Linked DNA regions of Homo sapiens: all the other regions are linked to region 3. Evidence: chromatin loops called from intact Hi-C (ENCODE). Cell type or tissue: heart left ventricle. All regions are shown on one strand. Links, peaks and the distances in the headings refer to the core of each region. The heading gives the core; the rest is flanking DNA. Region 1 overlaps EFR3B (EFR3 homolog B). Region 2 overlaps EFR3B (EFR3 homolog B). Region 3 holds the start of EFR3B (EFR3 homolog B).

Region 1 (2,500 bases), core at 1-2,500, 57 kb after region 3:
AGAGCAGGGGAGGGAACAGCAGTGCTGGGTAAGACTCGCTCAGTCGACAGTGACCCCTGAGCATTGATGGGTGCAGAATGCCATATAAGACGCCGTCAGGATCCCCAGTACCTGGAGCTCTCACCCAGCCAGGACCAAGCCCTGGCGGATGGAGATGGCCATGCCAGAGGGTTGAGCTTCTCTAATCTGAGGACCCTGGCCCTGGAGCTGACCCAGTGGCCCTCCTAAGAGATACACATTCACCAGAAGGACCCTGAACCTGACTGGAGGATGGCTGACCTTGAGATAGGGATACCGCAGACCCCTACTAGATGAGGAGGGTCATCCCTCCCTTCCTGAGCTGAGGTCAGCCCTCTCTCCCTACTTCTGGACTCCTAAAACCCAGAAGATTCTGTCTAGGAGTGGGCTGACCAAATGCACTCAAACTGCCTGGAACAAGAGGTTCTTTGTCCAGGCCACTGCTCTTGAGCGATTCTTGTGCAAATGACTGGCCCTACTAAAGCTGCCTCCCTCATCCTGCCTGCTGACCCTAATCCCTGACCCTGTATCTGCCTTTCCTCTCCAACTAAGCCTGGTTCCCAGACTTTACTCCCCACTCCTCCTTTCTTAGGCCAGTTCAGATTCTCAGACCTGTTATGACTTTGTACCTCTTCCAGGACACCCGCCCCAGATCAGATCTCTGCTGGTAGTAATCTTCTAACTCGGGGATCCCAGGCTCTATTCCTTTTGAGTGTGTAACAGATTAGACACACTCGAGAAGATTACAATAAAATAGCACAAACATGGAGAGCATTAGACTCGGGGCTTCCAAGGTCCCATTGACTTCGAATTATGTAAGATGCTTTGAAAAGCTCAAGTTCATAATTATAAACATTCCATCCTTACTATTGGGATCAGAGATGAGGAACAAAGGATCATGTGTTCAAAGAACTGGGCCTTATACTTCTTTACTTTTCAGTTTCACTTCTACCATAATTTTCACCTTCTACCAAAATGGAAATTTTCCACTTTCCACTCCTGGTAAGTAGCCAATTTTTTTTTTTTTTTTTTTTTTTTTTCTGTTGCAAAGGATGGTTTTTCCATATCAGGAATTTCTGGCATTTTTTCAGGAAGAGGAAAAGCAGTAATCTAAGCCCTGGGGCTCACGAGGCCTTGAGTTTCTTCTCTTGCCCAACCCCACCCCTTCCTTTACGTCATGTAAACACTGTAATAATGGTGAAATGCTGCAGATCCCTTCATACAGAAGGACGCTGGGATGATTCGTAAGGGAAGAGAATCCCATGCTGCCTGCCCTCATTTCCTACCCGCCATGCTTGGCTGCCTGAAGGTGTCCAGGTCTCTCTGCAGCCAAAGCCTGTCCCCTTTGGAAGGGCTCCAGCCCAGTCTGCTTCCCAAACCCTGCAGAATTCAGTCTCTACACAGTGGACCTGAAACATGCTGGGACTGGGTCTGCAAGGCACAGCAGGTTTCCTGGATGGTGATTGTGATGGTCTCTGAAGGGCGAGGCTGCAGAGCCAGGAATGGCTGTCCTGGGAGCAAGGAGGAATGGTAGGCATGGCTCCCATTCACCAGAGGAGCTCAAAGAGCCAAGGCTGCCTTTGTATTTGAAAGACATTCTGTGGATAGAGCACACCTTGATCCATATGTGGGTGGGCCCAGAGACAACTATTTGATAATACTTTTATTTAATATCATTAAAGAATCATTTAATAAAAGTTGACGCGGCTATTCTAGATAAAAGAAATAAACATTTTATAAAAGTGGAAAAGAAAATTTCAGCATTTAAAGGCTGTTTAATTTTCTGGTTGCTTGGTATAGAAGTTAGCTCAAAGGTAAGTAAGAAATAGCTGATGTCTTAAAAAAAATTTAGAAGTCATGACTGCTGTTAATTTTTTTTATGTTTGGATTTGCAAAGCTAGCTCATGTCTGAGGCAGTCTGACTGTGCAATATCTGAAACTGGGTAGCTGTCCCAGGAGGTATCATGGAGCCTTGAGTTGTAGCCTTGAAAGAGCTCCTGAAATTGTCCTATAGTCATCCTCCCTGTGCTTTCTGTTCACCCAAACTTTGTTTAAAAAAAAAAAAAAAAAGATGAAGACTAGCTAATAAAGAATTTTTAAATAGGCTGGGTGCAGTGGCTCACACCTGTAACCCGAGCAATTTGGGAGGCCGAGGTGGGTGGGTCACCTGAGGTCAGGAGTTCAAGACCAACCTGGTCAACATGGTGAAACCCCATCTCTACAAAAAATACAAAAAATTAGCCAGGCATGGTGGTGGGCGCCTGTAATCCCAGCTACCTAGGAGGCTAAGGCAGGAGAATCGCTTGAACCTGGGAGGCAGAGGTTGTAGTGAGCCGAGATTGCGCCATTGCACTCCAGCCTAAGCAACAAGAGCAAAACTCCGTCTCAAAAAAAAAATTTTTTTTTAAATATCTGCCTAACATTCAATGATGGATATGATTTAGGTCAAGACATAAAGAAGAACGAATCTTTTAATTCATCC
Region 2 (2,500 bases), core at 1-2,500, 48 kb after region 3:
AAGTGCACTGCCTTGATTGCTGAAGCTTCCTCGTGCACTCGTCAGTCCCTTAAGCTTCACCTCCTCTTCCCCTACCGCATGGCAGCCACTCCACTAGTGGCCTTCCAATGGCAAGTCCCATGGATTCTCTCCAGCGTGCCTCTTGTTTGTAGCTCCATTCTGTTGTGTGAGCTCATGTTGTGTCACCTTTGCACTGGGGTTTGTAGAGTTGGTGCTGAGGTTCTGGCTTTGGGAAGGTGGCCAGACAGGAATGCAGGTTGAGGTCAAGGTATTGTTACTTGCAAGTGTACAGAGCTGCCTTGGGGAAGTGGCACGTGTTTCAGACCCACGTGGGAAATCGGATGGAGTCTGTGTTCTGTGATTCTCAACTCTTAGGCCTTTGGATGTCTAAGGGCCTTGGTCGCTGTGGCCAAGCAAGTGGTCAGTGGGATAGCCCTGCTAAGATGTACCAAGCCAGCATTGACCAGCTGGCATGGATGGAAGGGCTCAATGGCACTGGGCCTGGGGGAAAGCAGAAAGGGGCGGGCAGCTTCCAGAACCTTCCTGGGGCCTGACAGTCCTGGCCCTGCTATAAGTGCTTTATAGCCCTGGACTGGCTCTGGTCTTCTACCAGCCATGTGGGATAGCCCTAGCCCTGTTATAGAGATAGGACACCCATGCATAGAGAATGTTGTTACTTGTTCCAAGTCACAGTTTAGGAAGTGGCAGTGCCAGGATTTGACCTGAGAGCCCATGCTGTTGGCCACGCTGCCTCCCTAGCCCCTGCCCTCAGAGGGCTGAAGAGGTTAGGAAGAAAGGAAAGACAAGAAAGAAGTGTTGGGGAGTAAGTCGGGAAGCCCTCACCTTCCCCTGTTATTCTTTAGGCCTTCTTACCTCCTTTCTACTGGTGCAGAAAGGCCCTGGGGCCCTGCCTGGGACTGGTTCCCGCCCACCATGGGCCCTGTGTGGTGGCGGCTCCTGGAGGCCTCTGTGCTGGGGAAGGTGCCTTCCCTGGAGGGCCTGTGGACCAGAGAGGGAAGGATATAGCAAGGGGTGGCCTGAGGAGCTCCCCTTCTGGAATACAAGAGAGCAGGAGGCAGCAGCCTGTCTGGTTTTCATTTGAGAAGAACTGAGTTGGTGTCCCCAGACCAGGACTGTCCCGGCCTGATGTCTCAGGGAACCCTCTCCAGCCAGAGTAGCTGCACTGACAACCCCACAGCCCCCTTGGGGCACTGTGTGGAAGTTTCTACCGTGAGTACCCAGGATGGTATTGAGCTCTCTCCTTGACAAGCCTGGGTTCTAGCAGCTGTGAGCTTGGCCTTTGTCCAGCGCAGGCCTCAGCTCACAGGCCCTTCAGAAAGTTTCAAGGCAGGAACTGACACTACAATTTTTTTAGTCCTAACTTCCCCATGTTTCTATTTCCTCACTCCCTTAAAATGCAAAAGGGCCAATGTTCCTGGTTTAGGGACTATGACTAGGGAGGCTGCTGGGAGAGCGTGGAGCGTGTGCTACCTGGGCACCTTGGAAAGACACATCCTGGCAGCTGCGCCAGGCAGAAGACTGGGCAGCTGCAGGTTTAAACCCTGGGCTTCCAGGCCCAAGAAGGGGGACTGGGCCCCTGGGAGCTGTCCCATCACAAGAAATAACCCTGGATGCCAACCAGAACCCCAACACCTTTTCTCAGGCAGGGGCAGGGAGAGGGTGAGGAGATGCCAGGAACGAGGTCGAGCAAGGAGGCTGAACCTGGAGAGCCTGGGCATGCAGCCCGCCCACTGGTCTGCCTGGTCCCTTCTGTGCTGGGGCGGGTGGAAGCTGAGGGTGGTGGAGGGGATCACAAATAAGTTATCTGCCCCTGGGTGCCCGCCATCCTCTTGGTGCCCCATGGCTACTCCAAGGACATGCCCATCCCCAAACCCAAATCACCCCAGAGCCAAAACTACTGCTCTTTCCTCCTCCAGTGGCACCCACCCCATCCCCCTCCCAATCAAAACTCCCAAAGAACTCTTTTCTCCGCCCTATGTAAACCTCTTTTGTGATTAAAGTAATTCCCAATGAAGGAACTCATTCTTTTCTGAATGACCTGTAGGCTTAATCTTCCCACGGCACATTTGCATTTCAAGTGGTGTGCTTGTACAGATAGAATTCATCTTTAATTGGCAGAATGAAGGGGTGCTTACTGGGCGGGAGGGAGGAGGTGGACTTTCCCAGGCCCCCCGGGCCCCTCCCTGAAGTCCTCCTCTCTCCTCCTCCATGCCCGCCCGCCCCCTCAGTGAGGGGTGAAGCTGGGTGGATTTGGAAGTTGACTGAAGAAGTGCAATGGCTATTATTCCTTTACTAATTAAAACTTTTTATGGTGAGACCTAGAGTTGCCAACTTCTAATTTTGCCAGTTTGTTTTATCAGTGGTTTCCTAACACCATCACTTCACAGAACCAAAACATGAAGGAGGAGGTCACTTCAGTCTTCTCAATGGAGTAAATTTAGCTTTACACAAACATACCACAGGGTTGTTAGATTTTTCA
Region 3 (5,128 bases), core at 2,629-5,128:
TTGTCTAAACACCTTGACTGCACCTCAGAGAAGCTGGGTATGGGCCGGATTCCTTTGCCATTTAATGCATACAGCCCGCAGAACAATGTTGTCTGCTGAGCCCCTGGGGGACAGCAGAGAATTGGAGCCTCTTTTCATGGTTCTCACAGGCCATGTGACACACAGATGGGAGAAGCTGGCATCTGCAGGGCCAAAGGCCTCTGGCCAAGGCACCCATACCAAAGGGGACAGACTGGCCAAAGCAGCCTTATCCCTATCTCCTTAGGAACCACATTCTAGTGGGATCTGTTTGGTGATACAGGTTGGGAGCATGGGTGGGGAAGCCTACCCCAGGCCTGATTCAGTCATGAGGATCCAGGAGCACCCTCCAATGGCTGTTGCTAACTACAGTTGCCAGATAAAACTTAGGTGGAATCTGAGTTTCAGAAAACAAACAAAAAATGTTTTTAGTATGTCTCACCTACTGCCTGGGGCGTACATTACAAATCAGTCCTTATATATTTGAAACTCAAATTACATTGGGCATCTTGTATTTTTATTTTTTTGAGACAGAGTCTCACACTGTTGCCCAGGCTGGAGTGCAGTGGCGCGATCTCGGCTCACTGCAACCTCTGTCTCCTGGGTTCAAGTGATTCTCCTGCCTCAGCCTCCTGGGTAGCTGGGATTACAGGCGCCTGCCACCATGCCCGGCTAATTTTTGTATTTTTAGTAGAGATAGGGTTTTGCCATGTTGGCTAAGCTCGTCTGCTAACCCTAGAGCTGACAGGAAGGCTTTTGGGTTGGGCGGTTTTACGGGGAAAATACTCTGTAACAGCGTTTTTCCTTTACTCTCACATCACAACAATCAACGCAGAAGAGTTATGACCAAATGTCGGGGTGGGGGGGGGGCGTTTCCCCACACACCAAGCAGCTGGGTGTCCTCTAATGCAGTCTGACACTGAAAAGTAGTGTCAGATCCCACATTGGAGGGCTCAGTCCCCAAGACTGTTCCCCCAACACCAGTTGTAAGTCCAGACCTCCAGAACTTCTGACCAACTGGCTTCAAGTTGGGGTTCCCGTGACTCCCTCTTCGGGTTCAATTAATTTGCTGAAGTTGTTCAGAGGGACTGAAATTTACAAAGGTCAGAGATGGTAGAGGAAAGAGTATGGTAAGTGTGGTGTGCAAGCCCATCTAGTGGGAGCACAGTTGAGGAGGGAACAGGAGGTGGAAGCCAGGTGGGAAAGGAAGTCTGGGGCCCTGTTGGAAGGACCTTGAATGCTGTGTTGTTATGATAGACAGTTTTCCTCCATGATTCCTGGCTCATAACTCCCATAGCCCTTGTTACAGTCTTTTGTTGTAATATTGAGTGTGTTAGGCCACAGGAAACAGACTCTCTCCTTCTCCTGCCCTCCTTTCACCTGCCCCCAGGCAGGACTCTAATCTTTCCTGGACTTTCCAATGGTTGTTCTTAAGACCATTCCCAGAGAGGTTCCCACCCTATACCCCGGGGGAAGGAATGCTGACGTTATAAAGCTTTCATAAAAACCCAAGCGGACAGGGTTCAGGGAGCTTTGGGATAACTGAACACATCGAGGTTCCTGGAGGGTGGTGCCTGGGGGAGGGCTTGGAAGCCCTGTGCCCCTCCTCCCACACCTGAATTGTTTTTTCTTTTTCCCTTCATGAAACTCTTCCCTGCTCCTTGTATGTGCCTCCATAGTCATTATAAGATTTTATGATAATTTTTACATGTCTCCCCGCTCCTAAGTACCTTCCACAGTGTCTAGCATGTCATAGGGAGTGATTGGTAAATAGCTGATAGAAAGAACAAATTAAACTATCAGCCTTGTGAATTTTCTAAATAGAGGTCTGTACTTCTCATGCAGAATTGACTATGTTTTTTTCCTGCCCAGTAATTTTTTTTTTTTTTTTTTTTTTTTTTTTGAGACAGTGTCTCACTCTGTCGCCCAGGCTGGAGTGCAGAGGCACAATCTCAGCTCACTGAAATCTCCGCCTCCCAGGCTCAAGCGATTCTCCTGCCTCAGCCTCCCGAGTAGCTGGGACTACAGGCATGCACCACCATGCCCGGCTAATTTTTGTATTTTTAGTAGAGATGTGGTTTCACCATGTTGGCCAGGCTGGTCTTGAACTCCTGATCACAGGTGATCCACCTGCCTTGGCCTCCCAAAGTGCTGGGATTACAGGTGTGAGCCACCACGTCTGGCCTCAAGTAATGTTTTTATCAGTATTCATCTGGAATTCCCTGCTAGACCTTTCATTCTTTGAAGACAGACACTGCATTTCCTTCTGTACTGTAGACACCAATGTTTCATGAGTATATTTTGTGTTGAGCAGAATTGTGGGAAGGGAGTGTCTCTGGGTGATCATATCAAGCTAGAGCTGAGATTCTCCTTCCTGCTCCAGTTCAAGTCTGACTCTCAGTCAATCTTAAAGCCACCTGGCCTGGTCCTGGAACTGAAGAACAGAGACAGAGGTTATTTGTGAGATGCAGGGAGTGTGTGCCCGGGGTAGGGGGGTCTAGACTAAATGTGTGTTCCAGGAACCATCCCAGGGTTTCCCTTGGGGCTGGCATGCTGCTAAGAGAGTCAAAGAGGTCAAGGAAGAAGAAGAAAACCTGGAAACAGCAAGAGAGTGGGGCGCGGGCGGGAGGTGGAGGCCCAGGCCAGAGAAAAATAGGAAACATAAGTTTTGAGTGCAACAGACTGAGCACTGTTTCAAGAGTCTGGCAACCTGGATTCTTTCTCTGGCTCTGTTCCTGCCTTGAGCCATGAAGGAAGGAAAAAATATACATGAGTGCCCACTGTGTCATTTCATGTAGATTTTATTCCAGTTTCCCAACAGTCCTGCAGGAAGCTGGGGTTGAGAGAGTAGATCATTGGCCTACAGACACACAGCCCAGCCTAACAACATAAATTAACCTCTCAACGTTAAATGAAGTAAAATGAAGTTCAGTTCTTAAGTATCTTTAAGTTCCTTTCCTCTCTAACTTCTACTAGTAGAATATTTCTACCAGTAGAAAAAAACAAAAGAAAACCCAAACAACTCTCAACCATGGGCCAAGAGAAACTAAGAAATCGATATTGAAAGGCCAGGAGGGGCAGGAGAAGTGGCTCAGGCCTGTAATCTCAGCACTTTGGGAGGCCGAGGCGGGCGGATCACTTGAGGTCAGGAGTTCCAGACCAGCCTGGCCAACATGGTGAAATCCCTTCTCTACCAAAAAATACAAAAATTAGCCGGGCGTGGTGGCACGCACCTGTAGTCCCAGCTACTCTGGAGGCTGAGGTGGAAGAATCGCTTGAACCCAGGAGGCGGAGTTTGCAGGGAGCCGAGATAGTGCCACTGTACTCCACCCTGGGCGAGAGTGAGACTCCATGTCAAAAAAAAAAAAAAAAAAAAAAAAAAAAAAAAAAAAGACGGGAACGTGTGCAATGTAAAGAAGGCTGGATGAGAAGCCCAGGGAAGTCCTGAGCTAGCTTAGGAGAGATCTTCAGGTGTGGGCGTAGGCATGAGCCGCTGCCTCTCTGTGCCTGTTCCTCATAGGGTCACGGCAGGTGCAGAGCTGGAATTCAAGTCGGCGCTGGGGCTCAGCTGGAGAGGATCCTGGCGGCAAAGCTTGCGAATTACACATATAAATCAGGGAGAGGAAAAGCAAGCGGACTTCCTGCAGCCCTTGGGGGTTGGGAGTGGGGTGCGTTTCCTGCGTCCCTGACCCGGGAAGGACGCTGTTTGGTGGTAGCAAGCACCTAGCCAGAGAGTGGCTGGGCACCTAGCCAGAGAGTAGCTGGTAGGGCGCAGCTGAGGGCTGGAGGGCTTCATCAGAGAACGGCGCTCAGCTAAGGTACCTAGCCAGGAGAGGGTGGAAGTCATTCCCCAATTCCCATCCTTGCGCCCCCCGGCTTAGCCCACGCAGCCTGGACAGAACTGGAGGAGGGGTGCACCTGCAGCTCTCAGCGCCCCGGCTGACCTCGAGGACCCCAGGTTAGGGAGAGCTTCCGAGCGCTCCGACAGGAGCAGGGAGTTGGGGTGGGTAGCTCCGCAGGTGCACGCTGCGGCCCTTAGGGCGACAGCCTCGGAAAAGGCGCATCTCCGGCTGTGGGTTTCTCGGGGGCGGGGCGCAGGGGCGGGGCGGGGCGAGGGGCTCGCAGAGGCCTCGGGTTGGCCGAGCCGGGAGGGAGGAGCATTAGTATTAGCATAGCCCCCGCCCCCTGCGCGCAGCAGTGCCCAGCAACCCGAGCGGAGGCGGCCGCTGCAGCCCGGCGCTGAATGGGCTGGCGGCGCCCGGCTCCGTCCTGCCCGCGGCCGGCCCCCGCGTCTGCTCCCTCCCCGCCCGGGCCCCTGTCGGCCGCCGCCAGTCCCCGCCCCGACTGTGAATGAAAGGCGGGCGCCGCCGAGGGCTGGCTGGGAACGCCGCAGCGACGCCGGCCTCTCGAGAGGCGCGCGCCCCGCCGAGATGTACGGTAAGGAGGGCTCCGCGCCCGGGCCCGGGCCCGCGGGGGCGACTCCGCAAACTTCCCCGGCGCGGACCATTGTCCCCCTGCACGGCCCTGGCGCGGGGCCAGGCCGCTGACCTGGTGCCCGGCGGGGCTGTTGCGGTCGCTCTGTGCGCGCGCGTCTGCGCTGCGAGGACAAAGATGCCTCGGGCCGGGGACCCTGGGGTCCTCTCCAGGCCCGGCGCGTGCCGGTGCTGGGCGGTGGTCCTTCGGGGGGCGGAGGCTCAGGGGAAAGCGGGTCTCCCGGAGCCGAGCAGACCGGGAGTGCTGGAGGAGGTGGTCGTGTGGCAGCATTTGCGGAATTAACAAAAGCGGTTTGTGCCTGGGAGTTTTCTGTGGGAAGCCGGTCCAGGGCTGAGGGAGACGCCCGCGGCCGGTCGTCTGCGCGGCTCGGAGAAGGCGGGAGGCGGCGCCGGCGGCGCAGAGGCCCGGGGAGCAGCCAGTGGCCGAGTCTCGTCTCGCCCGCCTGAATGGACTCGGCCTCTGCCTGCCCCTGCCGCCCCGCGGGATCCAGGTTCACCAACTTCCAGATTTTCCCTCCGCAGTGATGAAGGGAGGAGACGCTGCTGAGAGGGTGCAGCACAGCCCTGACCTCTCCCCGCCTCCACCGCCATCCCCTCAACTGCCGTGCAACAGTTAG

The links. A loop is a pair of places that touch in the nucleus more often than their neighbours do. Peaks named below come from ENCODE experiments on the same cell type or tissue, not always from the same donor. Only the 100,000 strongest peaks of a DNase experiment are listed, where the experiment ranks them.
Region 1: it touches region 3 in a loop (1.8-fold over the local background); 11 of 110 quality-filtered maps call a loop at or near these places.
Region 2: a loop joins it to region 3, with 1.8 times the contacts of the local background. A loop is called at or near these places in 9 of 110 quality-filtered maps.

Annotation. Positions count from the first base shown.
Region 1 is chr2:25,097,800-25,100,299 of GRCh38, forward strand. All of the region lies in intron 3 of EFR3B (EFR3 homolog B), which reads left to right. Among named protein-coding and RNA genes, the nearest start is that of EFR3B, 57 kb to the left of the region's middle. RefSeq lists a silencer at 1-83. In heart left ventricle, for the core only: no CTCF peak of the experiment used is centred there; a DNase peak (open chromatin) is centred at 1,312; H3K27ac peaks cover 1,313 bases.
Region 2 is chr2:25,088,053-25,090,552 of GRCh38, forward strand. The region is part of intron 1 of EFR3B (EFR3 homolog B); the gene reads left to right. Among named protein-coding and RNA genes, the nearest start is that of EFR3B, 47 kb to the left of the region's middle. RefSeq lists enhancers at 352-1,351, 1,352-2,350. In heart left ventricle, for the core only: no CTCF peak of the experiment used is centred there; a DNase peak (open chromatin) is centred at 1,299.
Region 3 is chr2:25,037,865-25,042,992 of GRCh38, forward strand. EFR3B (EFR3 homolog B) reads left to right here and starts at 4,212. Exons shown (of 23, transcript NM_014971.2): 1 at 4,212-4,455. The coding sequence starts at 4,449. DNAJC27-AS1 (DNAJC27 antisense RNA 1) reads left to right here. Exons shown (of 3, transcript NR_034113.1): 3 at 1-1,830. RefSeq lists enhancers at 3,220-4,169, 4,170-5,118 and silencers at 4,076-4,695, 4,826-4,905, 5,016-5,128. In heart left ventricle, for the core only: CTCF peaks have their summits at 3,581 and 4,317; DNase peaks (open chromatin) are centred at 4,217 and 4,887; H3K4me3 peaks cover 1,727 bases; H3K27ac peaks cover 1,360 bases.